3 separate regions of the Mus musculus genome follow, and regions 2 and 3 are each linked to region 1. A link is a loop called in an ENCODE intact Hi-C map of the cell type or tissue named here. Cell type or tissue: left cerebral cortex. All regions are shown on one strand. Each heading gives the region's core, and the rest is flanking DNA. Links, peaks and the distances in the headings are about the cores only.

Region 1 (10,290 bases), core at 1,145-9,144:
GGAATATATACAGATATATTGAATTCATAAAGCCCAAATAAAAATTAAGGGGAATACTCTCTTGAAAAACAGGGACAAAAGCAAAAGAATGAAGTCTCTGTACTGGCTAGTTTTGTGTCAACTTGACACAGCTGGAGTTATCACAGAGAAAGGAGCTTCAGTTGAAGAAATGCCTCCATGAGATCCAACTGTAAGGCATTTTCTCAATTAGTGATCAAGGGGGAAAGGCCCCTTGTGGGTGGTGCCATCTCTGGGTTGGTAGTCTTGGTTCTATAAGAGAGCAGAATGAGGCAAGCCAGGGGAAGCAAGCCAGTAAAGAATATCCCTCCATGGCCTCTGCATCAGCTCCTGCTTCCTGACCTGCTTGAGTTCCAGTCCTGACTTCCTTTGGTGATGAACAGCAATGTGGAAGTGTAAGCTGAATAAACCCTTTCCTCCCCAAGTGCTTCTTGGTCATGATGTTTGTGCAGGAATAGAAACCCTGACTAAGACAGTCCCCTTCGCTGATAATGTCCTTTGTGTGACTGGAAGACACCTGCCTGCCTCCCGACCTGTCTCTGGGGATTCCTCTTTCCTCTCTGCCCCAGGCAAACAGGCCCCTGGTGGTGGCTCACAGTGGTGGGACTAGCTAGGAATCCAGCTCAAGTATGATTCTTCATGCATCCAGAGGTGGCCTGAACATCCCGCAGACTCACCCCTGAGCCACAGAAGCGGCCGAGCCTGGGTGCCGAGCTGTCGTACCCATCATAAGCCTCCATGAAGTCGTAGCCACAGTCAGCTTCCTCCTCAACTTCAAAGGTCCGGAATATCAGCTCCACGCCATAACCGTCTTCTGCCACTATCACCCAGTCACAGCGGGCCTGGCTCGGGTAGTTGTTGTCCCCAAACTGGGCATGGGAATAGAGCTCTTTGGTCTGTACTTCAGCCTTCAGCCTGCCCCCACACTCTGCAGCAGACAGAGAACAAAGGCTCACCCTCTGCCCTGGCACCCAGAGTCTGGACATCAGCCCACTATGTCCCATCAGTATCCCTACAGTCTGTTGTGTGCCTTGCAGGAGGGGATAGGCAACCTCACCATCTTACTGTATGAGGAGCAAGTGGACGCCAGTGGAGAACAGGGCAGGGTTCCCTGGAATATCCAAACTGGCCCTTACATCCCCAAGAATGCTGCTGAGGAAGACTAGCTGCTGCCCTCTCTCCCCCCTCCAATCAAGAAAAGGAGCCAAGGAGTCGGTTGCCTGACTGTGTGCAGGGATATGGCTGTTCTGACTACTCCAAGCCTTGGAAGAACTGGAAATAGAAGGGCTTGCACTAGCTCCAGGGTATACTGTAATTTGTGACTTCTGCCAGCAGAGGGCGATAAAAGCATATCAGAACTGCAACTGAGCCCAGCAACAGGGAAACCTCTATCTCTACTGAAAGGGATTACACTGTGAGGTTGGGAGTGGGGTGAGGCAGGGAAGTAGGATGGGGTGAGGGGAGGAGTCTGGGGGGTTGGACCCAGTGCTATTCTTGGTGTGGATTGTGGGCAATTTTGGTTCTTAACATCCCATCTAGAGTTGGTCACCAGGGTGGGTCTGGCCCTGTCCAACTCGAGTCCTTATTTTTGTCTTTACTTCATGTCTGACTTGACTCATGAGACATACAATAAGCACAAGAGGCAAGATGACTCCTTCCCTACCTGCTGTACCACCACCAGCACCCCTCCAACCTCCCACCCCTCCACTCCAGCACCCCTCCACCCTTCCACCCTTCCACCCTTCCACCCCAGAACCCAGTGACCTGTCACGTTGTAACTGAATTCAACCATTGGCAACACTCAGATCAGAGGGAAGTTAGGCAATTTGCACCCAATACCCCCAGCCCTTTCTTCCATTTGTCCTCTGGGTTAGGGTGACTATAGCCTTGTGGTTCTCAAACCGTGTCCTGTCCCTTTGGGGTGTCCCCACACTCTGCATGCCTTGCTGTAAACAGTCCCTTTATTAAATTCTGCAGCTATGTCCCAAGATTGCCCCAACTCCCCAGAGCACCTGCGTTTGTCTTTCTTTGCTCTGTGTGCATGCATGCATGTGTAGCGTGTGCTTGCAGTGTCTGTGGAGGCTAGAAGAGGGTATTGGCTTCCCTGAAACTGGAGTTATAGACAATTGTAAGCTGCCAGGCAGGTGCTGGGAATCGAACCCAGGTCCTCTGCAAGAGCAGCCAGCGCTCTTAAGCACTGCGCCATCTTTCTGACCCAGAGTGCCCATGTACTGCTCTGTCTGAAGGGACAAGAAGGTGAAGTCCGTCCTCAGTGGCCTTAAACTCCTGTGGAGGAAACATAGACCCTTAAGAGGCTAGCGAGGGTCTCATGAAGTGTGGGGTGTCTGGCCCGGCAGGGAAATATAGACTGATTAGACATGGGGACTGCCATTTTGTAAGCTCTGAGCCCTGTTTTCTGGCTCTGATTTAAGGGAGTGGGATGGAGTTAGGGGTAGGGGGGTAATTAAAGAGAGCCGCGGTGAGAAAGGGGGCTGTTAAAAAAGAATGGCAGTGTCCCACAATCACGACTTCCTGCTCAGCACCACAGACAAAAGCCTCAGGCTCTTGGGCAGCCTCTGGCTGTGCCACAATCAAATGCCAGGATCACAGGGGCTACATTCTCCACAGGGCTAAGGCTGAAGTGCCAGAGCAGAGTCTTCTACCCCATTGGCCTTCTTATATTGAACAGTGTAGACAAGTTAGAAGCACACACATTTTCTTCCAAAGGACCTGGCAGAGCTACTTTTGGCGTGCCAGGGGGGAAAAATGACAAGAAAAAGCAACCTTTTCCAGAAGTGGCCCTTCGAGAATAAAATGGCTGCTCACTTTAGTTTTCAGACCTTTGCACTTCACAGGCCAGCAAAATGACACAGTTTAAAAGGGAGAAGCGGGGAGGGGGGGGGTAAGAGGAAGTTGGGGTGGGGGAGGGGAGGGGAGCCGACGATGGCCACTCAACACCAACAAAGCATTGCCCACATCCAGTTTTGTCAAGTAAAAATATCAAAGGAGAGCAGCCCTTCAGCCTGCGGCGGCTGAAGAACGCTCCTTTTAACCGGGATGTTTGAGCGTGCGGCTCCCTTGCCCTTCCTGAGCCTGCGAGGTGCTCAGCCTGAAGCCACCAGCCCCGCACCTGTGCTGTGCACAGCCTGGAAGCCTTTCCGCTGCACTGAGGCGTCCGAGTAAAACCTGAGGAATAGGCTGCTGCCTGTCGCCACCACGGGATCCGGCTTCTTGCTGCCGCAGAAGCGGCCAAGGATGGGGGCCAAGCTGTCTGTCCCATCGTACAGTTCCAGGTGGTCATAGGCACATTCCTGGTGCTGCTCAATCTCGAACTCACTGAATGTCTGGGGAGGGGAGAGCAGGAAGTGAGGCAAGGATCTGGCACTGAGAAGGGAGGGGAGAGGGAGGGGAAGGACATTCAGAGCCTGGAGGGGTCTGTCTACCAGCTTCCTAGGGGCGTCCACCATTGCCGTGATGGTCCGACATCCAGTCCCAGAGCCAGCTGCCTGGATTTACTTTTTCCTACCCTTCCTCTAATGCTAGGAGCCAGCTAGTACTGAGCACTCACCCAAGGTGGCAGCTGTGCTACAGGCATTACAAATGTCCCCTCATCCAGTCCTTGCAACCCTGTCCCGGGCACAACCCCTGAAGAAGACATCAGCTGGCATGGCCAGCGTCCTCCCTGGCAGAGAAGGTATGTAACCCAGGACCTGTGGCTTCAGAGATGTTGCTGTTAGCCTGTGCCCACTGCGGTACACTTGAAATCCCAGGGGCTTTGAGCAGGGCTGTTCTGCTATCAAAGTGGCTGGCATGCGTTGGGAGTTTTTTTCCCATCCCAGTAAACGGTGAAAGTTTTCTCACTTAAGTTCTAATGAGGTTATGAAAATCCATTAGTATCCCCAGTGAGCAGAAGGAGAAACCGAGTCACAAAGACGCTAATTGGCTTGCGTAAGTCTGTTCAGCTGGAGTAAGAATTGAACATGACCCAGAGCTGACTTTCTCCAGGTCACACTGCTAACCATAACCAGATTCCGTTGCCTCCTTTCTTCCCGTCCTTCCATCAGAGACTGTCCCCGGTTGTCGGCCCGGGGAACTGAACAGTTACCAGCCATATACAGCTTGTTGGGTGCTGGGTAGATGCCTGACTGGCTGACAGCTTGCCTGTGATGTCCTGGTGAGCAGGGGGGTGTTAGGTGAAGGGTGGATGGGGATGGGATGGGAAGGGGGACGCTGGTTGTGTGCAGGGCATCATTCTATAGGAACAAAGGGCAGGCAGAGTTCCGTCTGCATGCTCACCAACGATTTTCAAGGGAAGTATCTTTTTTTTTTTAAATAATTCTTGTATGCAAGCATCTCAGATGGAGGCTTCCCACCTGGCAGTTTTGAGGTTCCACCCCCAAGGAAGACTGTTCATGTCTGTCAGGAAAGGGCATTGCCAAGCAACAGAGCATCTTTCCAGCAGATGGCAGTCTAGAGCAAAGCTGGCCTTGCAAAAGCACTCTAAATACCCTCGTCCAGATTCTACACTGTTCTAAGGGACCCAGGGCAGAAGAAAGCCGTTTCTACCTTGGCAGCACGCATCACAGGAGGAGCCCAAGGGGCATGCCCCATGGCTTGGGGTCCATTCTGGACCATGATGCCTTGGGAGCCCGTCAATTTATCCTCACACAGCAGGAAACACCCTGACAGTATCATCTACGTTATCTCTTATCACTGTTTTCCTCTGTTCCCTTCCCTCCTCCCTGTGTTTTCAGTCTGTCATTCATAAGGTCCATCTTGCTCATCTCAACAGTCTGAGATGTGTGTCTGATGTGTCTCTGTGTGTGTCTTTCTGTGTATGTGTCTATGAGTGTGCATCTGTGTGTGTGTGTGTATGCATGTGTCTGTGAGCAGGCATGTGTGTCTGTGTGTCTGTGTGTGTCTGCAATTGTTCCTGTGAATGTGAGTGTGCATGTTTGTCTCTGTGTGTGAGTGTTCCTGTGTATGTTTGTGTGTATATATGTCTGTGGGTATGCTTCTGTGTGTGTGTGTGTCTGTGTGTTGGTGTGTATGTTTGTGAGCGTTCCTATGTATGTGTGTGTGTATATGTTTCTGGGAGTGCACGTGTGCATCTGTGTGTCTATGAGTATTCCTGTGTATGTGAGTATGCCCCTGCATATGTGTGTGTGTGTGTGTGTGTGTGTGTGTGTATGAGGTGTTTTGTTTTGTTGTTTTTTGTAAATAATGACATGTGCTGTGTGAGACCACACATCAGATATGTGGGTGAGATTTTACATGATTTGCAAGGCAATTGTTTGTTTGTTTGTTTGTTTGTTTGTTTTTAACTGAAGGAGGAATTAGTGTGCTGGTCCTATTGTTAACTGATAAAAATGTAAATTGCAGAGGAGCATGAGTAATTGTATTTATTCTACGCGACTGATTTGAGTAAGAATTTAAAAAGCTATGTGCTTTCCCTTGTGAGGGAAACTTCTGAAAAGATTCACAAATGTCTAGAGTGGGAACCGGGACCTGAGGACTCGTGACCTCTCAACGTTCTGTGTAAATTAAGTCTTGTTTTTTTCTTCTTCTTCAAGAGTAAAATGTTCCGTAAGAGAATAGCCCTGGATGCAACTGAATCACACACACAGCACTGTAGCCCTGCATGGCAGCCGCCACCTCCCACAGTGCTGCTGTGAGCAGGGCTGGTACAGAGCTTTGAGCATGCTCCCTTCTTCTGCTCAGAGCACCCACCTCAAGATTCACAGCATCTCCCCATTTCCCAGCAGGAAAACTGAGACCTGCACATGCTCCATGCTGATCATGGAGCAGGGACTTGAACCCATATCCGCTTAATGCCAAGGCTTGTGCTCTTAACAAACTAATGAGAGGACTCACAATTTTCACCCTGTGGCCTGCGGTTGATGAAATGTTCCAGGTACATTCCTTCCGGCTGGGGTATTTGTCTGGCCAGTTAGGACTCATCAGGGTCCCCTCTGCACTGCTGATCTTGTAGGCGCAGCCAGCTGGAGGTCAGAAGAGGGGGTACACAGAGGGGTCATTCAGCTGGAGGTGACATCACAGGTGAGTCTCAGGTTAATAGCCAATGTATGGGGAGCCAGCCTGTATCTGGTGTGACCCGGTGTTGACTTTGCTTGAACAGGCTCAGGAGGAGAGACATTTCGGTTACTATGACTGTTTACATGGAGGTTGGCACTGGGGATGTGGCCAACTTAGTGAGAGCACTGGTTCTACAACGTATGGTGTGAAGAGGGTTCCAGGTTCATACGTGTAGGCCAGTGCCACCTGTAAAAGGCCCAGAGAGTACCAGCCATGGTGAATGTTAACAGAGATCCCTGTGAGGTCTCTATGCCTTCCCTCCTTCAGTCCCATCCAGGTCACCCATTATTCTCCTGCTTGGTGACAGTATTTTGACTTGGTCTTTCTCTGTGGTAAGTGGTTTGCAGGCACCCTCTTGCTGAATTTTCCCCCATCTCCAAATAAGGAAACAGAAGGAGGCATGTGGTCTTCACTTCCTCTCCAGCCTCTCTCTTCCCTACTGGACCCAGGGCAGGGCAAGGCCTGGAGCTATGTTTATCACAGACAACACAAACTCCCTTCCCTGGGCAAGGGAAAAGCGATGGCTTCCTCTACAATGTCGGCATAGTAGGACCCTCAGCAGACACTCAGGAAGGGAACAAGAAACTTCCTCCTACCTCATGCTCAGTTCCACTGTTATGACAGACATGGGCCTGATATTTATTGACACTTAGAATATACATCTGGACCAGCCTGTCCGAGACACTTCCTAGGCAGGCTTGAATCCTTGTAGAACCCTTAGAAAAGAGGCATGTTTACCTTGCTTGTCACAGAAGAGGAAACCGTAGCTCAGTGTGTTTAAGTAACTAGCCGAAGGTTGCACAGCGAGGGAATGGCAGAGCCATGGTTTAGATCAATATGTATTAATTCTGAAGCCCACTGGATTAACGAGTCTGCAGTGGACACTCGTGTTGGCCTCCTGAAGAGAACGGGTATCCCCCAGGAGGGCCACCAGAGTGGCCTGAAGATTCAGATAGAGATCTCATGGTGTCCTGCAGATGGTGGCTCCCCACGTTGACCCCCACCCAAGCCTCCCTCACCCACTCACACACCCAAGGAAGGGGTGCAGCCACAGACGACATCCACCCCACAGCTCCCGCTCACCCTCTTTGCAGTCGTGTCCGTTCTCATGCAGTCGGTACCCGTTCCTGCATCTGCACAGGTAACTCCCGAACGTGTTGACACACTCCTGCTGGCAGCCGCCATTGTCTTTGGCACACTCGTCTTTGTCTGCTGGGATCAATGGACTCTCCTGAGAAGAGCTGCCAGCTTTGCTGCTGTCCCTCATGGCTCAGACCCTGCTCAAAAGTGGCTTCCTCCAAGGAGCCACACAGTGATCCAAGGAGATCACAGTCCCTTAAAGGGGTATCAGTCACAGAGGGAGCATCTTTGTTTGGGATGTTTGGGGCATCATTGGTCTCTTGGGGGGGCTCTCTGTGCTGCTAAAGCACTTTCATGTATGGAACATATATTCTTGTCTTGCTTCCCACCCAAACCAAGTTGCTCCCTGGAGTGCAGGCTCGCTCACATGAACAGCAACAGCAGTAATAACAAAAATGCCCAACATACACTGAGTAGTTACCACAGAACGGGTCCCTGACACTTCTTAAATGATATTGTCATCTAAGTAATTCCTACTCAAGCTTACAAGAGCATACCTGTACCCCAGTTTACATGCAAAGAAACAGGCTGAGGCAGCTCACATGCCTTGTCACTCAGCAAGAGGCAGATTATGACCCAAAGGTCTGGGCACACACTGTCCTCTGTGTGTGGAGAGGTAAGGGCAGGGCAGTGATTGAGGCTGTGCCTCAGCTGTCTCAGGCCTCCTCAGGATGCTGGAGGGGGAAATGAACGGGAATTGGGAAAGCCCTTGGGAGAGTGTCTAGCCCCTAGCCCCCACCCCCCACCCCAGGAAGTGTCAGCTGCTATAATTACAATCACACGTGACCTCCAGTGTTGGCTCTCATCTTGTGATTCCCGAGGCTCTGGCTGTGTGGACTTTTCCATGGCCCCCTGCCTTCTGCAGCAAATGAGGTTCTGTCTCCACTCCATCCTCTCCCTGCTTTTATCCCACCCTATATGTGCCTTGGGGGCTATGGGTGTCACCTTGAGAGTACTCGGTACTCTCTTGCCACTCTAGTTGTGGTGTCCTAGGACAGTTCATACTGTAGCTTCATCCTTGTATTTCATGGGGACAACCAAGACCTCAACCAGAACTCTTAGGTGCAAATTGACTGTCACAGCCCAGTACAGGCCTCTCCTCCTTTTTCTTCCTCCTCCTCCCCTTCCTCCTCTTCCTCCTCTTCCTTCCTCCTCCTCTTCTTCCTCCCCTTCCTCCTCTTCTTCCTCTTCCTTCCTCCTCCTCCCTCTCCCTCCTTCCCTTCCTCCTCTTCTTCCTCTTCCTTCTTCCTCCTCCCTCTCCTCCTCTTTCTCCTCCTCTTCTTCTTCCTTCTCATCTTTCTCCTCCTTCCTCCTCCCTCCTCCTCTTCTTCCTCCTCTTCCTCTTTCTCTGCCTTCCTCCTTCTCCTTCCTCCTCCTCCCTCTCCTCTTTTCCTCCTCTTTCTCTTCCTCTTCCTTCTTCCTCCTCCCTCACCCTCCTCCCCTTCCTCCTCTTCTTCCTCTTCCTTCTTCCTCCTCCCTCTCCCTCCTCCCCTTCCTCCTCTTCTTCCTCTTCCTTCTTCCTCCTCCCTCTCCTCCTCTTTCTCCTCCTCTTCTTCTTCCTTCTCTCTTTCTCCTCCTTCCTCCTCCCTCCTCCTCTTCTTCCTCCTCTTCTTCTTTCTCTGCCTTCCTCCTTCTCCTTCCTCCTCCTCCCTCTCCTCTTTTCCTCCTCTTTCTCTTCCTCTTCCTTCTTCCTCCTCCCTCACCCTCCTCCCCTTCCTCCTCTTCTTCCTCTTCCTTCTTCCTCCTCCCTCACCCTCCTCCCCTTCCTCCTCTTCTTCCTCTTCCTTTTTCCTCCTCCCTCACCCTCCTCCCCTTCCTCCTCTTCTTCCTCCTCCCTCTCCCTCCTCCCCTTCCTCCTCTTCCTCTTCCTTCTTCCTCCTCCCTCTCCTCCTCTTCTTCCTTCTCATCTTTCTCCTCCTTCCTCCTCCTTCTCCTCCTCTCTTTCTTCCTCTTCTTCCTCTTCCTCCTCCTTTCCTAGGTCCTCTTGCTAACATCCATGTGTCCTTACTACCCTCACATATAGCTTCTCTGCCTCTGAGTTCTGTGTGCAAACATGGAACTGTACCCCTCATCAGGGCCTTGCACCTCTTCCTCTGAGGAGATTCCCAACCCTCTCAGCTCCATCCTGCCTGGTATGGTTTGACCACACGGCATTTGTAGGCCTCCTTGCTCAGAACCTACAGAGGGCTTTCCGTCCTGGTCCACTGGACCTCAAGCTTCAGCCATTATTCGTGGTTCACTATAACCAAGGCTGCCTGACCTGGCCCACCAGTCACCTCCCCAGACAGGCATGGATCCTGCCAGTCTGGTTTTATCTCAGTCTTTGTGAACACTGAGACCCCCCCCAATCCAAGTTCATGACGTCCCCTCTTATCCAGACCTTGGTTACTTTCTTCCGAGTCATACTAGTTGCACCCCAGCCCTTCAGGTCTGGCCCAGACAACACACATTGGGCAGGGAGCTTTTTCTCACTGCCTTAGGCCCCCTCTCCTCCAAATACCGGCCCTTGTCAAGCAAGCCGGACCTAAGCTGGGTCTTAACAGGACGTTGTCTTTCTAGTCTTCCCAAGCAGGAAGAAGCTTATGCAATGCTGGGTGCTATCCAGGTGGCCTCTGAGCTCAGGTCAGTGTTATGCCCATAACACAAAACAGAGCTTGCTCAGAGAGAGACTGCCTGACTCAAAAGTCAGAGACGGAACTCTGAGTACCTGTAAAACAACAAATAATAGACCTGCTTCAATGCTGAGCACTGAGACAGAGATCCAAACACATCACCCAACAGTTCAGATGTCAGTGGGATGTCAGTGGGATGTGACCAACAGGCCCCACGGCGTACTTTGTGGTGTCCTTGAATGCTGATTCCTGGCTCATAGAACTTAGAGTAAAATTCTTTGTTTTAAGCTGCACTTGATGTATGACAACCTGTTGGGGTATCCCCAGCAGATGAACCGGGCTACGGTATAAAGACCGCTAACAGGATGCAGGATGGAGAGGAAGTTGGAAAAGGAGGAGAGGAGGCTGCAGGAACCCAGGGTCC
Region 2 (10,290 bases), core at 1,627-9,626, 390 kb after region 1:
GTTCAGAGCCAGATAGGCCCAATGAGATGGTTAAATGGAAAAATGTCCTTGATAATAAATGGTATGGCCCGGATCCTATCTTGATAAGATCCAGGGGAGCTGTCTGTGTTTTCCCACAGAATGAAGACAACCCATTTTGGGTACCAGAAAGACTCACCCGAAAAATCCAGACTGACCAAGGGAATACTAATGTCCCTCGTCTTGGTGATGTCCAGGGCGTCAATAATAAAGAGAGAGCAGCGTTGGGGGATAATGTCGACATTTCCACTCCCAATGACGGTGATGTATAATGCTCAAGTATTCTCCTGCTTTTTTATCACTAACTGGGAACTGGGTTTGGCCTTAATTCAGACAGCCTTGGCTCTGTCTGGACAGGTCCAGACGACTGACACCATTAACACTTTGTCAGCCTCAGTGACTACAGTCATAGATAAACAGGCCTCAGCTAATGTCAAGATACAGAGAGGTCTCATGCTGGTTAATCAACTCATAGATCTTGTCCAGATACAACTAAATGTATTATGACAAATAACTCAGCAGGGATGTGAACAAAAGTTTCCGGGATTGTGTGTTATTTCCATTCAGTATGTTAAATTTACTAGGGCAGCTAAATTGTCAAAAAGTCTTTTTCAGTATATGTTACAGAATTGGATGGCTGAATTTGAACAGATCCTTCGGGAATTGAGACTTCAGGTCAACTCCACGCGCTTGGACCTGTCGCTGACCAAAGGATTACCCAATTGGATCTCCTCAGCATTTTCTTTCTTTAAAAAATGGGTGGGATTAATATTATTTGGAGATACACTTTGCTGTGGATTAGTGTTGCTTCTTTGATTGGTCTGTAAGCTTAAGGCCTAAACTAGGAGAGACAAGGTGGTTATTGCCCAGGCGCTTGCAGGACTAGAACATGGAGCTTCCCCTGATATATCTATGCTTAGGCAATAGGTCGCTGGCCACTCAGCTCTTATATCCCATGAGGCTAGACTCATTGCACGGGATAGAGTGAGTGTGCTTCAGCAGCCCGAGAGAGTTGCAAGGCTAAGCACTGCAATGGAAAGGCTCTGCGGCATATATGAGCCTATTCTAGGGAGACATGTCATCTTTCATGAAGGTTCAGTGTCCTAGTTCCCTTCCCCCAGGCAAAACGACACGGGAGCAGGTCAGGGTTGCTCTGGGTAAAAGCCTGTGAGCCTAAGAGCTAATCCTGTACATGGCTCCTTTACCTACACACTGGGGATTTGACCTCTATCTCCACTCTCATTAATATGGGTGGCCTATTTGCTCTTATTAAAAGGATAGGGGGAGATGTTGGGAGCCGCGCCCACATTCGCCGTTACAAGATGGCGCTGACAGCTGTGTTCTAAGTGGTAAACAAATAATCTGCGCATGTGCCAAGGGTATCTTATGACTACTTGTGCTCTGCCTTCCCCGTGACGTCAACTCGGCCGATGGGCTGCAGCCAATCAGGGAGTGACACGTCCGAGGCGAAGGAGAATGCTCCTTAAGAGGGACGGGGTTTCGTTTTCTCTCTCTCTTGCTTCTTGCTCTCGCTCTTGCTTCTTGCTCTCTTGCTTCCTGCACCCTGGCTCCTGAAGATGTAAGAAATAAAGCTTTGCCGCAGAAGATTCTGGTCTGTGGTGTTCTTCCTGGCCGGTCGTGAGAACGCGTCTAATAACACAAAAAGCTAGAATAACCTACTGAAATTTTTAAGTAAATTTTTGATGTGTTAATATATGTCAATCAATGGTAGAAGAGTCAGTTGTATACACATACAACATAGAACAAAGCCACAAGGTTTTTATGCCAGTGCCACCCACACAAATAGACAGGAGAAGAGAGGAGAAGGCCTTTACTAAGCAAATGTCCCATACATTAGTCGTTCCTCAAAAGGACCAAGCCCCCAAGTGACATGGCTTCTCCCCTATTGCTCACACTAGGTCTCATTTCTCCCACTTGTACTACAAGCTAAGTAATTCAGTTGCATAATTCGATTACCCACATTTGAATCCAAATCTTCGATAGCATACAAGTTGGACAAATTGTTTTTCTGCTCTGCTACAAAAATGGTGATTATAGATTGAGTTGTGAAGAGTAAATGACACAGTACATGAAAAGAACTTCAGAAAGTGTCTTCTACTTTATGGAATTCATTAAATCAAATCAAACCAAAAAAAAAAATCAAGATATATATATATATATTCTTATTTAGAAGTCCCCAGCCTACTTAATACTTCATTTATCAATAGCCATGTCCCTATACAGCATTTCTAATTACAGAGACACAAATAGCTCGTTGGTCTTATGCTGGGAAACATGCTATGGAAAGGAACCGACCTCCCTTCGCCAAGATTCTCTGTGCTCTCTTTGTTCCAGCATTCAGGAGTTGCAGAAAGGACTGTGAGATCTAAGGGAGGCTGGTTTCAAAAAGTTTACAATCAGGCCCGCTTCCGTAGTAACCCAAAGCAGTAGAGGCCATATTGCGTCTTTTTATTAGCACCTGGGAGGCAGAGGCAGGATTGTAGCCTAGGCTGCATAGTAAGACCCTGCTCAACTGCTCAATCATATAGAGATCATGTCAACAGAATTAAGAGTCCTTTACAGAGTCCAACTTCTACTTATTTGCAGGTTTGGAGTCAGAGATCTTAGTTAAGATTTTGGCTCTGGTACTCAGTAGGATGCGATTTTGGAATTGGGCTAACATTCTCCTGGGCAAGAGGAGAATGCATGTCTATTAACCCCAGAGTATAACTCCACCAAAGTCCATCTTGGTGAAACAATAAGTTTATTGAGCTTGCTTACAGACTATGGATGAGATTACATATAGTACTGTGGGTAATCTCCAAACAGTGACATCACTGCAAAGTCCCACCCCATTGTGGACGATGACCTCACAGAAGCTGGATCGTGGCGTCCCTCCTGTCAGTTATCGCTCTGCTTCCTATATACACCTGCATTCCAGCATCTCTCAAGATGGAATCCTAGGTGAAGATCTTGGGATCTTTCCCCACCACACCCTACCTCCCCTCGCTTTGCTAGGGAATGCCAGTTGCCCCATTACCATAATTGTGTCTAACACGGTACTGTTCTGTTTATTGCTAGACATGGCTACCAGGCCAGGTTAATCTCTACAACCGGACTTTCTTGGATCCGCCAGCAGAAGAGTAATGATACAAAGACTTACTAATTGTATTACGGCTCAGGCCTTAGCTTAGGCTACCTCCCAGCTAGCTCATCTAACTTAATTACCATGACTACGTTAGTTCAGGTTCTGTTACATGGCCCATTACCTCTTTGTGTCCTGCTGGTGCATCCTCCTCCTCCTTATTCTTCTCTCGGAGTCCCTTTCTCTGCCTTCTCTTTCCCGCCTAGCTATTGGTGTCAGATCTTTATTAAGCCAATCAGTGAGTAAGGAAGGTTGTATGCTTACAAAATACTGAGACAGGAGATGAGCCACAAGAATCATTATACCCAATCTGGCCAGTACTCACCTCTCTCTCTGTACAGAATTAAAAATTGACGAATACAAAGACAACCTTGATGCACTGCACCCCAACAACTCTCTACTCCCAAATAGCTTCATTCTATGCCAAGAGGAAACAACGCCATCTAATAAGTCTGTCTGACTCCTGAGTTAAACTAATACTCCTGTATTAGTTCCTTTGCTTGTTTCTCTGACAGAAACAGCTTGAAAGAGGAAGAGTTTATGCTGGCTCATGGTCCAGAGGATAAAGTTCACAGTGAGGAATGCAGGGAGGTGGGAGGAGCTCACAGCTGTGGCAGCAGAGGCCTGAGGTGGTTGATTACCTCAGTAGTCAGGAAGTGAGTGGCAAACTCCTATCCCTCCAGAGTCAGACTACATTCCCTAAGGCTCTTCCCCAGAGACTCACTTTGCCCATCTAGTACCCAGCTTCCTAACAAACACACAGCCTCGAAAATCAACCCTACCAGCTGGAGGCAGGGGACTAGTGTTTAAACACAGGAGCCACTGGGGACATTTTTGTTCCTGGTCCCAAAAGTATCTTATAATCTAACGTGCATTCAGTCCAACCTCAAAAGTCCTCGAGAAGTCTTCCAGCCTACACTTAAATGTCCAAGGTCTCTTCTAAAAGTCAAGGCTTTGAGTCCCCGTAGTTCAAAAGGCAAATTACATACATCCAACACAGAATAAATATTTTGATGCCAAGAGGAAAGGTTGGGAAGGTAGTATTTTAGTTAGGTTTCTATCGCTGTGATAAAGACCATGCTCCAAAGCAGCTTGGGGACAAACGGGCTTATTTTAGCTTACAGCTTGCAAGCCATTGAGAAGTCAGTGAAGGCACTGGGAGGCAGATCTTAAACAGAGGTCTTGGAGAACTGCTGCTCCCTGACCTGCTTCTTAGGCCTGCTTCTTAGGACTCTGAAAGCTTGCTTTTTTTTTTTTTTTTTAAAGATTTATTTATTTATTTATTTATTTATTTATTACATGTAAGTACACTGTAGCTGTCTTCAGACCCTCCAGAAGAGGGAGTCAGATCTTGTTACAGATGGTTGTGAGCCACCATGTGGTTGCTGGGATTTGAACTTCAGACCTTCGGAAGAGCAGTCGGGTGCTCTTACCCACTGAGCCATCTCACCAGCCCGCTTTTTTTTTTTTTTTTTTTTTTTTATACCATCTAGGACCACCTGCCTGCCTAGGCAGTGGTATGCCTCCCATTGAACTGTGCTGCCCTACAGGGAATCTGACAAAGGCATTTACTCAATTGAGGTTTGTTGTTGTTGTTTTTTCTTGCCAGAGGACTCTAGGTTGTATTAAACTGACAACAATTTAACCAGCAAAGATAGCAAGATGGAAAGACTGGACCAAAGAAAGACTATAAAACCCTGAAGCTTAGCCGGGCACGGTGGCACATGCCTTTAATTCCACCACTCAGGAAGATGGAGGTAAGTTGCTAAGGACCAGCTTCAGGTAGGTCCAGGCTCCCAGTGAGGGCTGTTTGGGAGCAGTGAAAACAAATCTTGGGTCCAAGCTCCCCCTCACACACACACACACACACACCCTCCGCCTGTGAGGTATGTGTGTTTGTGTGTGCGTGCGCGTGTGTGTGATGCTCTGGTCTAGACAGATTTTTCTTGCTATGCTAAACACTCTGGTTGAGATAGCTTTCTCTGGTAGTAAAAATTCCAAAAGCTATCTGGATAGTTCATGGGTTTTCTGATCGAAGTCAGAAATGCTGCTATAAAAAAATTCAAATCTTTTGTTACAAAAATTCTAAAAGTATTTTTGGGTTTTTCTGATCAAAATCAGAATAGAATGCCAGAAGAAATTCTAAGAGAGCTGTGTTCACTCCTCAAACAGCCTTCTCTAGATAGCTGCTAGAAAACATTCTAAAAGAACTGTGTCAGCTCGCTAAGTAATTCTTGGGATTTGGAAATACTGTTAGAAAAAAATTCTTGAAGAGCTATTTTCACCCTCCAGGCAGCTCAGCGCTCAAAGGGAAAAATTCTTAAGAAGAATTGCTATAGCTTTCTGCTACTCATCTCAAGCAGACAAAATGCCCAGTGTTTTATTTACATACCGATTCAGTTATTAATTCCAGCTTCCCTATGAATTATCCTATGAATCAGAGTCCTCTGACCCCAGCTCCTTAATTCTTAGGAGACTGCAAGCACATTTCCTTTTAACTTTGTAAAAGAATTCAGAGATCTACCTGCATTCATCAAGCACAGAGGATAAAATATCTGGGTGGGACCCCATCTACACCTGGGCTAGGACTTGCTGTGTCCCAGGCTGACCTTGAACTCAGGAATCTGCATGCATTTGGATTTGCCTGTCTTTGTATCTTTGTGATAAGCTGGTTCATAGTGTAGCTGCCTCTGCTCCTTTAGATCAGTGAAGCTCCTTATACAATTCATATTGCATCTTTACTTTTTTTCCATAGTTTAGACATTATATATTTTTGGACTCATGTTTTTAGAGTTCTTTTCCACAGCCTAAGGGGCTGTCCTGAAGGTCCCATTTTGTTAAGACATTAGCCACACCCTTGCCTCCTGGACTTATGCTGTTTCTGGCTATCAAGGAGTCTTTCCTGGGAGGAATGTGAGAATATGTATGATATTGTACAAACAAGCCTGTTTCAGGGGCAGGAACCAAGTCAATCTTTCCCCACCAAGTCCATGCTCACTGGCAGTAAGTGGATCTAGCCCGGTCTACAGAGCAAGTTCTAGGACAGCAAGGACTACAAAGAGAAACCCTGACCCGGGAAATAAACAATTCACGAAACCAAAACCTTGCAGCTTTATATTTGACATCTGCAGTTTGTGGTGGTATCACCTGGGTTCCTAAGGGTTTGGGTACCCCCTCCCCCCCCACCTCTGTAGCTCTGCTACCTGCAATAAATAGGTTAGCTCTTGGGCTGCCTCCACTCTATGATAAGGGCAGTTCACTCCAGCAGAGGTATCAGGTTTCTGGTATCTTCAACACCCTGGGGGCTGCACTGCAGCTTAGGTCTCACCCTCACCGTGCGCCCTGGAACTCCATGCTGGGAACCTGACCCTGCTGCACATTGCCTGGCCTCAGCAGCTTCCTGTAAGCCTCCACGACCCTGCCATTAGGTCTACAGGCAATTCCAATCCCCCGAACTCCAAACGGCAGTCCAAATCCTAGAAATGGGCTCAACTTGGACTCCTGGAGGATTTCTTAGATAAAAGCCAGCATTCCTCTGGAACTTGAAAAGCTGGTTCCCCTTCTACTAGAAGGAGTCATTTCCTTAACTTCAGGCAGAAAGGACAAATGGCTACCTGTAGTACCTATTAGAATACCAAAGTATAAGCTGGCCTCCAGGCACCCTTAGTGTCACAAGCACGTGTTACACAAAGTTCATGCTAACATCCTAGCTCTTCTGACCTGCTTCCTTACCTTAAGTTCCCTCCAGCTCATGGGCTCCCCTCTCCCCAACCCCCAGTTACTCATTCTCCTGGTAAGCCTGCTGTTTTGGCGATGCCTTTACTCTCTATCTGTATTAAGTTTGGGTTTTTATCTCAGTGAAGAGACACAATGGCCAAGGCAACTTTTATAAAGGGAAACCCTAATTTGAGCTAGCTTTCAGTTCATGGTGGGAAGCACCGTGGCACGCTGGCAGGCATGGTGATGGGGAAGGAGGTGAGAGTTCTACAACTTATTCAGCAGGCAGTAGAAGCAACACTGGGTGTAGCTTGAGCATATAAAACCTTAGAGCCCACCTCCACAGTGACATGCTTCCTCCAACAAGACTTCAACCACTTCTTGATAGTTCCACTCCTTACAGCCAAACATTCAAACACAGGAGTCTGTAGGGGCCATTCCTATTGAAACCACCACACTGTCTCCCTCCTCCCTCTCTCTGTTTCTCTGCACTGCTCCTGCTTCTCTCCTGGCCAGATCTAGTCTGCTGCCCAAGTTCAGATTCTCTGCTCTGCACTCTGACAGTTGTATCCAGCTGTTCTACCTCTCACATCTACAATAAAAATCTTCTGGAAGCCGGGCGTGGTGGCACATGCCTTTAATCCCAACACTCGGGAGGCAGAGGCAGGTGGGTTTCTGAGTTCGAGGCCAGCCTGGTCTACAAAGTGAGTTCCAGGACAGCCAGGGCTACACAGAGAAACCCTGTCTCGAAAAACAAAAAACAAAAAACAAAAAAAAAAAAAAAAAAAAAAATCTGGGCTGGAGAGATGGCTCAGAGGTTAAGAGCACTGAATTTTCTTCCAGAGGTCCTGAGTTCAATTCCCAGCAACCACATGGTGACTCACAACCATCTGTAATGGGATCTGATACCCTCTTCTGGTGTGTCTGGAGACAGCTACAGTGTACTCGCATACATGAAATAAGTAAGTAAGTAAATAAATAAATAAGTAAATAAATCTAAAATAAAGGAAATCAACATGTTTAAAAAAAAAATCTTCCCCCTCAGCATGGAGTGGTCATGTTGTCAGTTTATACACCTGTAACTTTTATATTCTATATGCTGACAAAATTAGCACTGTGCAGATAGAACTGAGTTTTGATAGCCACTCAAGATGCAGTCTGGCTCCCTGGGACCACAGTCTGGCTCCCTGGGACCACAGTCTGGCTCCCTGGGACCACAGCTGAGTGTCCTCTCTGTGCTATTAGGGCAAGGCGTGCTGGATCCTTCAATGGCAGAGGCTACCCTCTAGACACCATTCCTATTGTCCCGGACAGGGTTGTAGGCTTCCTTGTGTGTACATTTGACCTTGACAGCTATCTTCACTTTGTAGCTGCTCTATTGGTTGTTTACAACCCTGCCCCGATCTATACACAGGTCCCCACTTCTTTCTCCTGAGAATTCTCATGTAAACCTGACTGGCTAACGGAAGTGAGCAATATTTGTGCCACTGCTGACTGATACGCTATCTTGAATTTCCTTTTATCAAACAAATTAGTCCATTATTTTAAATCTGAGCATTTCTCATACTTTCCGGATATAGGCAGATGCAGCCAGATTCTTTGCCAGACTATAACACAAATAGCTTCTGCCCCATTTTCCGAAAGAACTCTTGTTTTTCTCTGAAACTTCATCAGCAGAGTGAACACTGTGCCTTTTTATGGCATCCTGAACTTCTCAACCCCCGCCAGAATACCCTCTCCAGCCCATAGCTCCAAACTATTCCACATTCTTCCTGCAAACTGACTATGAAACCCAAGAGCCACATGGTTCCAATTCTCCTAGATTGTTTCTTTCATTGCTGTGACAGAATGTAAGGGGAGGTTTATTCTGACTCGCAATTAGAGAGAAGAGCACAGGACATTTGGTGCCTCATGACAAGGAAGGCATGGTGGGAGGGTTTCTGTGACAGTGTGGCACCCACAAGGAAGCGCAGAGTTCAGGGCAGGAGCTGGGCAAGATTGCAGTCCTCCAGATGTGCAGCTAGATCTGTCAGCTAGGGTGCCTGTCCCAAAGCTTCTACAACATTTACAAATCAGGGCCACCAGCTGAGGGAGGACCAAGAGTTCAAACACATGAGTCTGTGGGAGACATTCACACTCAAACCATAACAACCTGTACACTGGGAAGGATGGCAGAGCAAAACCTACTTCACATTCCGAAGAGGCAAAGTCTCAAGGACTAAACAAAACCACTATTCTTCATCATCATCATCATCATCATCATCATCATTACAGTCTAGCATATTGTCTTTCAAAAAAGCATCATGAAGAGTCAATTATAGGTTGGTTCTCTACTTTAAATAAATGAAGTAGAAGCAGAGGTTCACAGTGGAGCAGCGGACATAGCATTAAGTTCAGAATTGGAAACTTGTCTCTGGGTTTGTGCCTGCTTCTACTGACCCCACACCTTCTGTTATTCAATCTGACTTGTCTGGGCTTCTGGCTGAAAGGAACAAGAATGCTTGTTTCCACTTTGAATTAATCTCTGAGATCCCTTAGAAATCTCTGAATCTGTATGGTTGAGACTTCAAGGGTTCTCGACTTGTGGGTTGTGACCCTGCTGGCAAGCCTCTATCTCCAAAAATATTTACATTACGATTCATAACAGTGGCAAAATTAGTTATGATGAAGCAACAAAATAATTGTATGGTTGGGGGTCACCACAGCCTGAGGAATTGTACTAAAGGTTCGCAGCATTAGGAAGGTTGAGAACCACTGTTCCAAGAGGTTATGTTGAGAAACTATTTCCCTTGACTTGTTTTAAAACATATGGATCCTGATTTGAAAAGTATATTATTAACTACTTTTAACTTGTACATTGCTCACTTATTAAAAACAACAAAATGTTTTATGAAACACTTTCTCCAACCATCACAGAAAGTTGCTTAAAATCTACAAGATTGAAACCCACCACCTAGTGGTGAGGAAAGGAATTTCACGCTAGAGATAGGGAACGGGATGGTTTCTCCCAGCTAGCGGTCATTTCCCTTTGATCTTCTCCCCACCTAACCCAGGGTAGTAATAACCACACAGAAACTCAACGAAGTCTGACCTAAGACTTTATTTGCCAGGGGTCTTGCTTTGAGACACGGTCTCATTATGTTGCCCAGGCTGGCCTGGCATTTGCAATCCTGCCTCTCAGCCCACCGAACTGTTGCTATTACCAGGTGTGCACCATCGTGGTCGGCTGATGGTGTAGTAGTCTAAAGCGATGAAACAGTGCGGGCTTTGAGAATTGTGGAAATCTAATTGGCTCTGAGATGGAAGGTGCCTACTACCCGTAATCTTACTCCTATCCAGGAGACCCACCAAGTCATTCTTAGGGGCAGTTACCCCCGTTCCCACGCCAGAGCGCCCTCCCTTCAAAGACC
Region 3 (10,290 bases), core at 932-8,931, 110 kb after region 1:
CAGAGATTTTGACTCCAAACTCAGACATTTTCCAGGACAGGTACTCTTGCTTTGTCCCAGCTGTCACCCAGTCATTGAGACCAGTGATCACATGAACAGATCCAATCTGCACAGATGGAGATGTGACAGGTCACTAGGGAGCCACACAGTTATATAGCTGTTCACAGTTACTGAGTGAGACTTGGCTAATGTGTGGGCATGGAACACTGCAGGAGATGGACCTGGGGGGAGTGGTCAACCAAAGGACCATAGCTGACCACAGAAGCACTATGGAATGATATGTGCACTTGGCTTCCATCCAGAGGCATCTTCCTTCTGAGCCAACGGAGTCCAGGCTGGGTGGCAGTCTTTAGGACAGTCTAGCAAGCTCTTAGACCTTTAACACCAATGCGGAGACCACCCTTGCCAGGGTGCTGCAGATCCAAGATTATCTGCATTATCACTCCCTGATCCCTATGCTGAGCTGAGGAAAAAAAGGATGTCCCCAGGAAGTCCATCAGGATGGGCCCCAGTGATGCAACACCTGGGAGCCGACCTCTGATGTTTCACGATGCACATTTCTTTCTACTGAGTCCACAGAGATGGTGCTGAGAACCAATGGAGTGTCAGAAAGGCCGGGCCTGAAATTCAGTTTCCCCTGTGTGCAAAATAGCAGCCACCATATTGCATGTCTCCTCTGGGGATGAGGCAGAGGAGGGGTAGGGTGGTGTTTCTCATTATGCTTGGGGTCTCAGAGTAGCCCCATCTGTGAGGGGCCTGATAAGGTCCCCAGTTCTCATCTCCCCTTTCCTAGACACTGCCTATCTAGTAAAAGCCTTGGTCATTGTTGGGAGCCCTGGATTCCAGTTGGCATTTGATGGTATGTGTACTGCATCTGCTTGCCTGAGCAGATGTAAGAGCTGAGCACTGAGCCAATTGGCTGACCCTTACACAGAAGTCTAGGTAGCCAGTCTCCCCCATAGACATACATTCTTCTCTTAGTCTTTGTTTACTCTATTTTTATTGAAATATAGTAAATTTGGCATAAAACTTACCCTCCGTGTTTTAAATATAGATTTCATACTTTTTAAAAATTAATTGTTCTTATTTTGTGTGTGGTCATTTTGCCTGCGTGTACGTCTGTACACCTCTTGCATGCCTGGTTCCCACAGAGGCTAGAGGAGTCATCAGATCCCCTGAACTGGAGTTACAGATGTTGAGAGCCACCATTTTGGTTCTAGAAATTAAAACACTAATCCTGTGGAAGAGCAGCCCTGCTCTTGGCCGCAGAGCTGTCTCTCCAGCCCTGACCTCTCTTACTTTTGAGACGTTGTTTAATAATAGTGAATCCCCAACTCTGATTACTCAAATATGAGATCACTTATCCACAAGCATTTCCACAAGCGCAAAAGTACTTACGAGTGCCTGCTCTGTCCTCTGATGACATAAATGCCAATCACTGGGTACCTCCTGGTACCAGAAACTGGGCTCAGAAATGGATAAAATGTCTACGATTTAGTCCTGGTGGCCATCCTGAAAGCTGGAAGAGTTCTTGGCAACTGAGAAAACAGGGTGAGGGAGGTTCAGTAACTCCTCGCACTCGCATAGCCTTGCAAAAGGGCAGACAGGTGAACCAGATGCTGCTCCTGCCTGGAGATAGGAAAGGCATTTAACATGCAAGGCCTTGGAGAAACGTAATTCCATTAAGTCAGCCATCTGCCCATCAGCAAGGACCTTCTAGGACAGGAGAGGATGTAAAGGGAGACATAAAAATGCCAGCTGCTCTCACCAGGGTCTGAGCCTTAGGAGACGCATAGGGACAGGAAGACAAACTTCCAGAGAGACCACTTGACCCTACTGTCCCCTGCCTCCTCTTCCGACATTCTCAGGTAAGGGATGCTGCATTACTCAGACAGAGGGCAAATGCGTAGTTCCTTTAGCCATGAACCCAATCCCCCCTAAGGCCAGCATCCTTCCTACCTCCCTCATTCAGGAGATACAGGCAAACAACTCAGTGAGCTGGACACCACTGAGGGTACCAGGCAGAGTGAGGCCCAGATATCACTAAGTTGAATGTTCTGACCTTACATCAGGACTTCGATGGGCTGCTGACAGTAGCTTCCCCAGAAAGGTCTCTGGGTGAACCTTCAAAAAGACCTCATTGGTAAGCTGGGTGGTAGTGACGAACCCCTTTAATCCCAGCACTCAGGAGGCAGAGGCAATGCATCTCTGAGTTTGAGGCCAGCCTGGTGTACATGGCAGGTTCCAGGACAGCCTGGGCTATATAAGGTATCTTGAAGCAAATGAGAAGGGTAGGTTGAGGTTGAAGCTCCAAATCCCAGACAGAGGTGAGATTTGAAATCAGAGGCAGGGGCTGGGGATAGCCCAAATTGAGTGATGAGCCATTTGTCACACTGTGCCTTTGTCACACTCACTTTGGCTCCTGAACCTTAAGCCACCAGGGGCCAACAAGTCCACATATCACATCCGAATCCAGCATTCACAGCTGTCTGATGCTTTTGGCATTTGCCAAGCCACTAGCTAAATAGTAAGCAGGTGTCCGCAGGCTGGCAGCCAGCTTCCTAGGATTTGCACAGGCTGCCTGAGCATCTCTGCGTCAGGATAGCCTCACGCAGGCAGTTTGGGTGACCTGGGAGGCGGAAAGCATCTACCGTGTATCTCCCCATTTCTCTACTTTAGGACCTTCCCTAAATCTAGAGGACCCAGTTCATGCCTCAAGAGGTAGCAGGTCAGTTTTCAAATCTGGCTGCAACACTCCCTCATCCACTTGCTTTTAGACAACGTTGTTTTTACAGCCATCCTGTTGGTGAAAGGGACCCATGAGGCTCGCCATCGCATCACGCTGGGTGTGAGGATGTGAGGTGGTCAACAAAGGCACTGAAAACTCCCTCCTATCCGGTCCTCTTAGAGCCACCTAGAATCCAGTTGCTGTGCTGTGAGGACAAACCAACAACAAAGCCACATGGGAGACAACCTGAACGCTCTCTCCAACAATCCAATGAACAGGCAAGCTGTGGGCAGGCACAAGGGTCGGGAGCCATCAGGTGGGTTCCAGTGACTCATTGTCGATCCAGCAGGTCTTTCTAGATGACAGACACACACCACCCTATCTGTTCTTAACCCACTAAGGCACGGTTGTAATGGTGTGCCAGTCAGGCTGTTGTATACCAAGCTAGGGGTGAGTTCTTCCCCAAGAATAGAGTGGGAAGCGGATGTAAACAACAAAGGGCTACAAACCGTGGATTCATTTCTGTCTTCCATTCTCTGGATAGATGATTCTAGGAGGTACTTGGAAGGTACTAAGAGGCCCTGGAGGGGTCATAGCTCACTACTTAGAGCAGCTATCCGAATCCCAATCGCCTCATTGAATTCTTCCTTCCCTGCCTTACATTCCATGCTCCCTCCCTGCTGTTCCTTGGTTCACCCTCCAAATACCCAGTGGCCCTGCTCCTGGTTACATTATAAGGCAAAAGATTTTGCTCCCACCTCCATTTTGCAGATAGGGAGACTGACACATAGGTAAGTGGCACCGTGTGTTATCAGCCACATAGACAGGAGGGGCAGGGATGAAATGAGAAGGCAGCCCCTGGCTTCACTCGGCTGAGGATGAGAGGATGAGGGCAGGCAGACAGGGAGAGCATTGCCAGCATGGAGGTGCAGAAAATGTTGGAGTTCTTGCACAGTGCCTGGCTATGTGGGCAGTATCTAAGGAAAAGCCAGTATAGACCTATGGACCAACAGACACAGTGCCTAGAAGCCCATGGCTGTTCCCCATCTGCATGCCAGGAAGGTTCCCACTCCCCCATCATCTGACTTAATAACCACCCTCTTTGCAGAGTCAACTGTTAGTAAATGTAGAATTGATGGTGTAAAACAGCACCCAAAGCTTCAGTAATGATGTTCTTTCAACACGTCTCTAGAAAATCTGTTTATAATGTACCCAACAATAGACATATCTTTCCATGTACTTTAATCTGTCATAAATCATTCCTGTCCATAAACGAGGACACAAAGACACACAGGGGAGACTTGCCCTGTATCAGGCAGCTTGTACATAGCAGAGTAGGTAGGAGTTGTTAATGGTTGTTTATGGTAAACTGGTAGGAATGTTAACCGCTAAATGGTAAGATGGTAAGTATGCCATTGAGAGAGGTTACGGCATGTACTGTGCATCACTTTGATGGCTAGGCTGGAGCAAAAGTCACAGAAACAGAACATTGAACAGGGAGGAGGTAGGGGGCCCAAGCACAAGTCTCTGCACCGGGTCATGTGAGTTCAGGTGATACATCAAGAGGGGGAGTGTCTTGGTTAGAAAGATGTCATAGTGGGTAAAGGCACCTGCCACGAGGCCCTGTCACCTGAGTTCAATCCCAGGACCATACAGAAGGAGAGAACCAATTTCTAAAAGGCGTCCTCTGATCTCCACACGCATCCTACGGCACACCACCCGAACATAAAGTAAATGAAAAAAATGTGTAATTTAAAAATGTTTAAGAAGTGAGAAGCTCCCCAGATCTGTCAGCTTAGAGTCCAAACAAATTCAATTATGTCCATTCTAAAGGGGGAAAGCCATGGCCTAGAGCAGGCAGGCCTTGTCCACTGAGGGGTGGGGAATAGAGCCAGGATGCTCCCTTCTGCATTATGGATGCATGGTGGAATGGAGACTCACACGGGGAAGAGACAGGTGGGAAATGGTTTGTATGTGAAGTTCTGAAGCAGGGACCAGGAGTTGACCTTCTGACCAGAGCTTCCAGGTAGAGTTTCCCTGGGATAGAGGCCCTTTCTGAAGCTTTAAACATGCTACCAGGAAGTACGGTTCCCCCTAGTGGGGAAGCTGTCTTTCCACTGAAGTGCCTCTTGCTTTTTGGCATTCCTTAAGGGTGCTCCCTACATGACAGAATTCCGAGGAGGATGGCAGCCTGAGGTGCCCTCTTGCTGCGGATCTCCCTTGCCATCGATCTCTTCTGGCTGCCTGTAGCACCAGGTTACTCCAGGGTGGGAGTGGGGGCTGCAAGGCTCCAAAGATGGCTGCAGCGGATATACTGAAGCAGCTGGACCACACTCGGGCCTTCTTACTTTCCAGCCCTGCCTGCCCGTCCCATCCAGTCCATGAACAGTCAGAGCATTTGTGTCTTTGTTCCCAACATTTTTTTTCTGAAATCACTGGACAGTCAATAGGCAGTCTTGCCTCGGGGTTGTCCCTGGAGGCTTACACCAGGTGGGAACTCCCAGTCAGATCTGCATCTTTCCCTCTGGGTCTGCAGCATCTAGACTAGCATCCTACATATACCAGGCACCCAGCCTGTTTTTTCAAACCAATCTCCCTTCTGGCCCCACTGGCCCCTACTGCCTCCCAGAGGTGGCTCCTCTGAATCTGACAGGTGTGACTGTTGCTCCTGCTCATCTCAAGCTTAGGCACTCTCATTTTAGGACCAGGTCACCATTCTAACCATGCTCAGACCATCCCGGCTGGACATTACAATCAGGCATGGTACCTTCATTTATCTGGAGGTACCACCTTCTCTATTTCCCGGAAGTCACCCATTCTATTTCCCATCCCGGGGCCTCATATACAGTTGGATTTTTCTGGCATCTTTCCTGTGGTTAAGGCCAGGTCCCCCCACACCCAGCTTGACCTTCCATATGCACAGGCCCCTCTGGTCTCAAGAACACCTGAGGCCTTCCTAGGAACCTCATCTTCTTCAGAGAACATGCATTGTGAAGTGACTCCAGCCTATGCCCTAGAGTTACCACAGTAATGGTAAAAATAACGACAACACTCTATAATTGATTCCAATGGCAAGAAATTCCCACCCAAGTCCTCTGTTTACCTTCTTCCATTTTAGAGATGAGGAGCCTGAGGCTGAGAGAAGTCTCTATGAACTGAGGGAATGAAATGGCCCAGACCTGATGGGCCACTGTGCCCAGAGGAACCACTCTGATCGCCTCAAGTATCCTCAAGGCCTCTTATCCCTTATTTTTGCACACCAGAAGCGAATCAATCAGGTTGGGCAATGGACAAAGGAAAACACTACTAACGGGTTCTCGGCCACCATCCAGGAGCAGCCTCAAGGTAGTCTGAGTCCTGCACCTGCTTGGGTCCCAGCTAGTAACTGCTCTTGACTTTGATACGTTTGGGTCCTTTGCGGACAGATACTTAGTAACCTTTGCTGGGATGCTTTATCACCCCCCATCTATCTCTTGCCGCACATCCCAAAACAGGGTTAGTAGCTGGAGGGAAGCAGGCCCTGTAGCTGGGGCAAAGGTTTGTGCTCAAATGCTGGCGTGCCCGGTGCAGTCCTGGGGCGCAGCTTCCTGGTGGAATTAGAGCACCTGCTGACTTCCATCTCAGTCGGGTGCTGAGGAGACTGCGGGGGTAGGGGCACGGGTGGGGGGGAAGCTGGAGCAATTCAAGTCGTGGGCGTTCTCCCTAGGGGACTCTTCCTTCTGTCCTGTGAAGCTTTTTTGTCTGTCTTCTAATCTCTTCCCAAGAGTAACTACAGATCTTGGAAACTTCGCGGGAAACTTCCAACTGCTGTGAACTCCGATGAAGCCAGCTACTCCATCGGACAGAGCCTGGAGCGCCGCGCCCAGCCAGGCTCGACTCCTGCAGTGTCTGGAGGTAGCGGGTGCCTAGAGGCTGACAGGCGACCCGAGCCCACCGTGCACCACACAGGCTTTGCTTTCCACATCCGCCAGAATTCCCTATGGGACCGATCCTGCGGCCGCCACCCGATGTGCACTGCTAACCTGGGACCAGGATGTCCTCCTGGACTTGGAGGAGTACTAAAGCAGTTTCCCGCAGACATTGTCCTCCCCCTCCCGCGGGAGCCGGGGACATCTCTCAGGAGCGGAGTGGCCCGCCTTGCCCACCCCTCATTTGCATTTCAAAGGCAAACTTCAGCCCGACTTGCCCGGAGACTAGGACAGCCAGCGGTGGTACCTACCAGCTTTGCAGGGGTCGTGGTAATGCAGCTGCTGCTCCGTGCCCTCCTCGCCTTCCAAGGCTCCGTAGTCCAAGGCGACATTCGAATGGTCCCCAGTCACTTCAGCACCGCGGGGCAGCGGTAGCAGCAACAGTAGCACCAGGGTGCCAAGAGTGGTCGCAAGGGGCATAGTGGCAAGGGGTCGGCGGGGCCCGAGGGACTTAACCTGCACAGAAAGCTCGGATCCAGAGAGACACCACGTACAGGGTCGGTTGTGGTGGCTGCTGCTTGGCTGCCAGGCACCGGTAGGGTACCAAGCAAGCCCAGTAAGGCGTTCTCGTCCGGCCTGGACACCCGGGAAGCCGCTGCTAAACACGACTTGCCCAGAGGCCAAGGCTGCGGTGGCTGTGATTGTGCTGGCGGCGGCAGCGGTAGGAACAGTGGCCGCTCCGCCCCTCTCCACCAGGGCTGGACCACACGCCCTCTCCAAGGGCCCCGGACAGCCAATCACTTATGCGTCCTAGGCGAGGCCCCTCCTCTTCCCTGCACCTCCGTAACTTCGGAGGAACCCAAGCAAACCGAAGATGCTGACAAGTGTTGGGCTCCCCGGGGCGCACGCCCACCTGGCCGAATGCAATCTTGTTTTGACACTGTGGTGCGCGCAACACTGCTCAACATTGAGGCTAGACTTCGCGCCCTACCTCCTTCTAGTAACTCATTTCACAACTCCCAGATGCACGCGTGGCAGGACGCAGGAGGGCCAGCAGCTTTGGTGTGTGTGAGTAGTCCTGGACACCTCGCTGCTGCCAACTTCGTGCTTTCGAAATTCGTTTCTCTGCAGAATGCAGTGTGTCTCACATGCCTCAGCAAAGGGGGCGAGGAGGGGGGAATGAGCAGGATTCTCTCCACTCTTTCAACAGCCCTGGTCCCACCAGCACAGGTGCGTGCTGCAGCACCCACCAAACCCGAAGTTGTGGGTGGGACTTGTAAGGATGGATAACGATGAGCTTATCCTTCAGTAAAACTGTCCCAATTGGGATGCTTTTGATAGTCAAAGACTCACAAATGAGCAACACTGTTATTTAAAGTTACAGACATACCAAGCAAGCCTTGCCGTTAGTTTGATAAAATAAAAATGAGCGATTCTTTAAATCTGGTTATTTTTGTGCCAGTGAAAAACATGCACCCAGATTATTTAGGGAGATAATCAGACGTTATTTGAAACTCGCTTATGTGATGTACCTTCAATGTTAAAAAAACTGTCAGAACTGATCCACTCTGACATACATTATTAACCGCAAGGATTTTCAAAGATCCTTTTATACAAGTAAATTGCCCTAATCAAGCATTATAGCACGTCAATGTGCTGTGAAGATTTGTGAGTGCATCACATCCAGAGTTTTTGTTTTTTGTTTTTGTTTTTTTAAATTAACTGCAGGAAGAAAGGTGGACTAAATTTCTCTTTGGGGCTTGTTACCACATGGTTTCCTAGCTGCTAAATGACAAAGCAGTCCAAAGCTGGGCTTTACACCAGGCTCCAAATGTCTCATCCTATCATCATCTGCCTTATCTATTAACTAGAACAACAGTTTCTTCAAACCAGGACAGGTAGTGATTAACCAAAGAAAAGTGTTTCACGAAGCATTTTATTTTGTTCTGAATCTCACTTAGTAATGGAGGGCTGACCCTGTCTGAGGCTGTCATCAAATGAGCACGGAAGTTATAGTCAGGTTAGGCAAGATCTGCTAGAACTGGCAGGTGAGAGGAGGGGACTTGAGAGGAAGAGCTGGCACCAAATGGCAAGGAAGGCCAAGTGGCCACTAAAATAGAGCATCAGTGGAGGAGGTTGGATGGCACTTCTGCCTGACTGCTGGAGGGAGTCAAACCCAACGCCACAGTTCGCTATATGCACCCAGTGAAGGTCACCACCTGTCAATAGATAAGGCCACAAAAGCGACATCTAAAGGGCTAACAAACTTCTGTGACACTTCCAGGCTTCCAGATGGCCCTAAGAAAACAGCCAATTGGCTTCCTCATTAACAGAGAATTCTGGAAGGCAGACATTAGAGGCTGGTCTTTGGCAAGCACATAAGCTGGAGCCTTTATTGCCCCTAATCGCCACCGGGTGGGTTAGCTGCCAGTCTTTTCATCAATTCCCTTTATCCAAATATTTTGAAGACCCATGCTCGTAGATAAGCACGCTACTCAGCTCTGTGTGAGGCTTGTTTGGATGTTTCTCTGGCTGTTGACCAATAGGTTAAGCAGCAAATGTTGGAACTGTCAGGAAGTTCAGATGGGAATGACTGAAGAGTCAATACTTTGAATGGTCAATACTTTGAACACGTCTACAGCTCCATTACACCATTACACACATTTCTCTCATAGCAAGCTAATATGGATATATGGATTTTTTTTTTTTTTGAGACAGGGTTTCTATGTAGCTCTGGCTGGCCTCAGATTCAGAGATCCTCCTGCCTCTGCTTTCCAAGAGCTGGGAGTAAATGCACGCGCCACACTTGCTTCCTCTTTTGAGACACTCTTGCCAAGGTGACCGCAAACTTGTAATCCTCCTGACTCGGTTTCTAAGTGATGGGATTATAGACCTGTATCATCATGTTCTGCGCAAATAAACTAAGTGTATTTCAAATCTAAATCCAGGGTTGTTTGGAGAGATGGCTCAGCAGTCAAGAGCACTGGCTGTTCTTTCAGAGGGCTTTGGTTTAAATCCCAGTTCCACTAACCCCCTGGAACTACAGTCCTCTTTTGGCCTCCTTGGGCACCAGGCACACACAAGTAATACAGGCATACTTGTAGGCAAAACACTTATACATACAAAATAAAAGTCTAATCTCACGGGAGAAGTGGAGGGCAATGTGGAATAGCCTTTACGGCCTCCTGTTCGACTTAGTACTACTTCCTATGCTTATGTGTGTTATCTCTTCAGCATCTTTGGCCCTGTGGAAATCCTTACGTGGTCTTTGCAAGTCTCTGTCTTGCCCAGCTTGTCACATCTTCATTCCTTTGCCCCAAAGCATCAGACTATTTTGCAGCTGCCCAGACCCCTTCCAATCTACATTCAGTCTCCTTTACTTCCCTACCTAGGCCAATTTCCCATTCTCATACTTACCTTCAGAACCGGCAATGAACCTTGGAATAACAGTACTCTGCCGGCTCGTTCTTTTTTACACCACCGAGGTGATGCCGCGAGTTCTCTAAGAAGGTACTTAATTACTGTTAACACTGTCATGTCTCTATAACAATCTTAGCTCAAGGTGGCATCCTAGGCCCTCCATCACCTCAAAGCCTCCTTTAGCCTTCATACATCCTCTTAATGCCTCTCAAGTTCTACGCCGGCTGCCCTTAA

Evidence for each region. Hi-C counts contacts between places; a loop is a spot of excess contacts. Peaks named below come from ENCODE experiments on the same cell type or tissue, not always from the same donor. Only the 100,000 strongest peaks of a DNase experiment are listed, where the experiment ranks them.
Region 2: it touches region 1 in a loop (5-fold over the local background); 3 of 42 quality-filtered maps call a loop at or near these places.
Region 3: a loop joins it to region 1, with 3.0 times the contacts of the local background. A loop is called at or near these places in 11 of 42 quality-filtered maps.

What each region holds. Positions count from the first base shown.
Region 1 is chr19:41,085,525-41,095,814 of GRCm38, forward strand. Tll2 (tolloid-like 2) reads right to left here. Exons shown (of 21, transcript NM_011904.4): 17 at 7,198-7,323; 18 at 5,893-6,020; 19 at 3,149-3,362; 20 at 696-946. Among named protein-coding and RNA genes, the nearest start is that of Opalin, 14 kb to the left of the region's middle. In left cerebral cortex, for the core only: CTCF peaks have their summits at 1,347 (motif pointing right) and 4,473 (motif pointing right); DNase peaks (open chromatin) are centred at 1,356, 3,285 and 4,470; H3K4me3 peaks cover 274 bases.
Region 2 is chr19:41,471,286-41,481,575 of GRCm38, forward strand. No RefSeq gene overlaps it. Among named protein-coding and RNA genes, the nearest start is that of Lcor, 6.3 kb to the right of the region's middle. In left cerebral cortex, for the core only: no CTCF peak of the experiment used is centred there; DNase peaks (open chromatin) are centred at 5,412 and 8,590; H3K27ac peaks cover 703 bases.
Region 3 is chr19:41,199,530-41,209,819 of GRCm38, forward strand. Tll2 (tolloid-like 2) reads right to left here and starts at 7,245. Exons shown (of 21, transcript NM_011904.4): 1 at 6,948-7,245. The coding sequence starts at 7,116. In left cerebral cortex, for the core only: CTCF peaks have their summits at 4,833 (motif pointing left) and 7,374; DNase peaks (open chromatin) are centred at 4,830, 6,686, 7,465 and 7,647; H3K4me3 peaks cover 1,052 bases.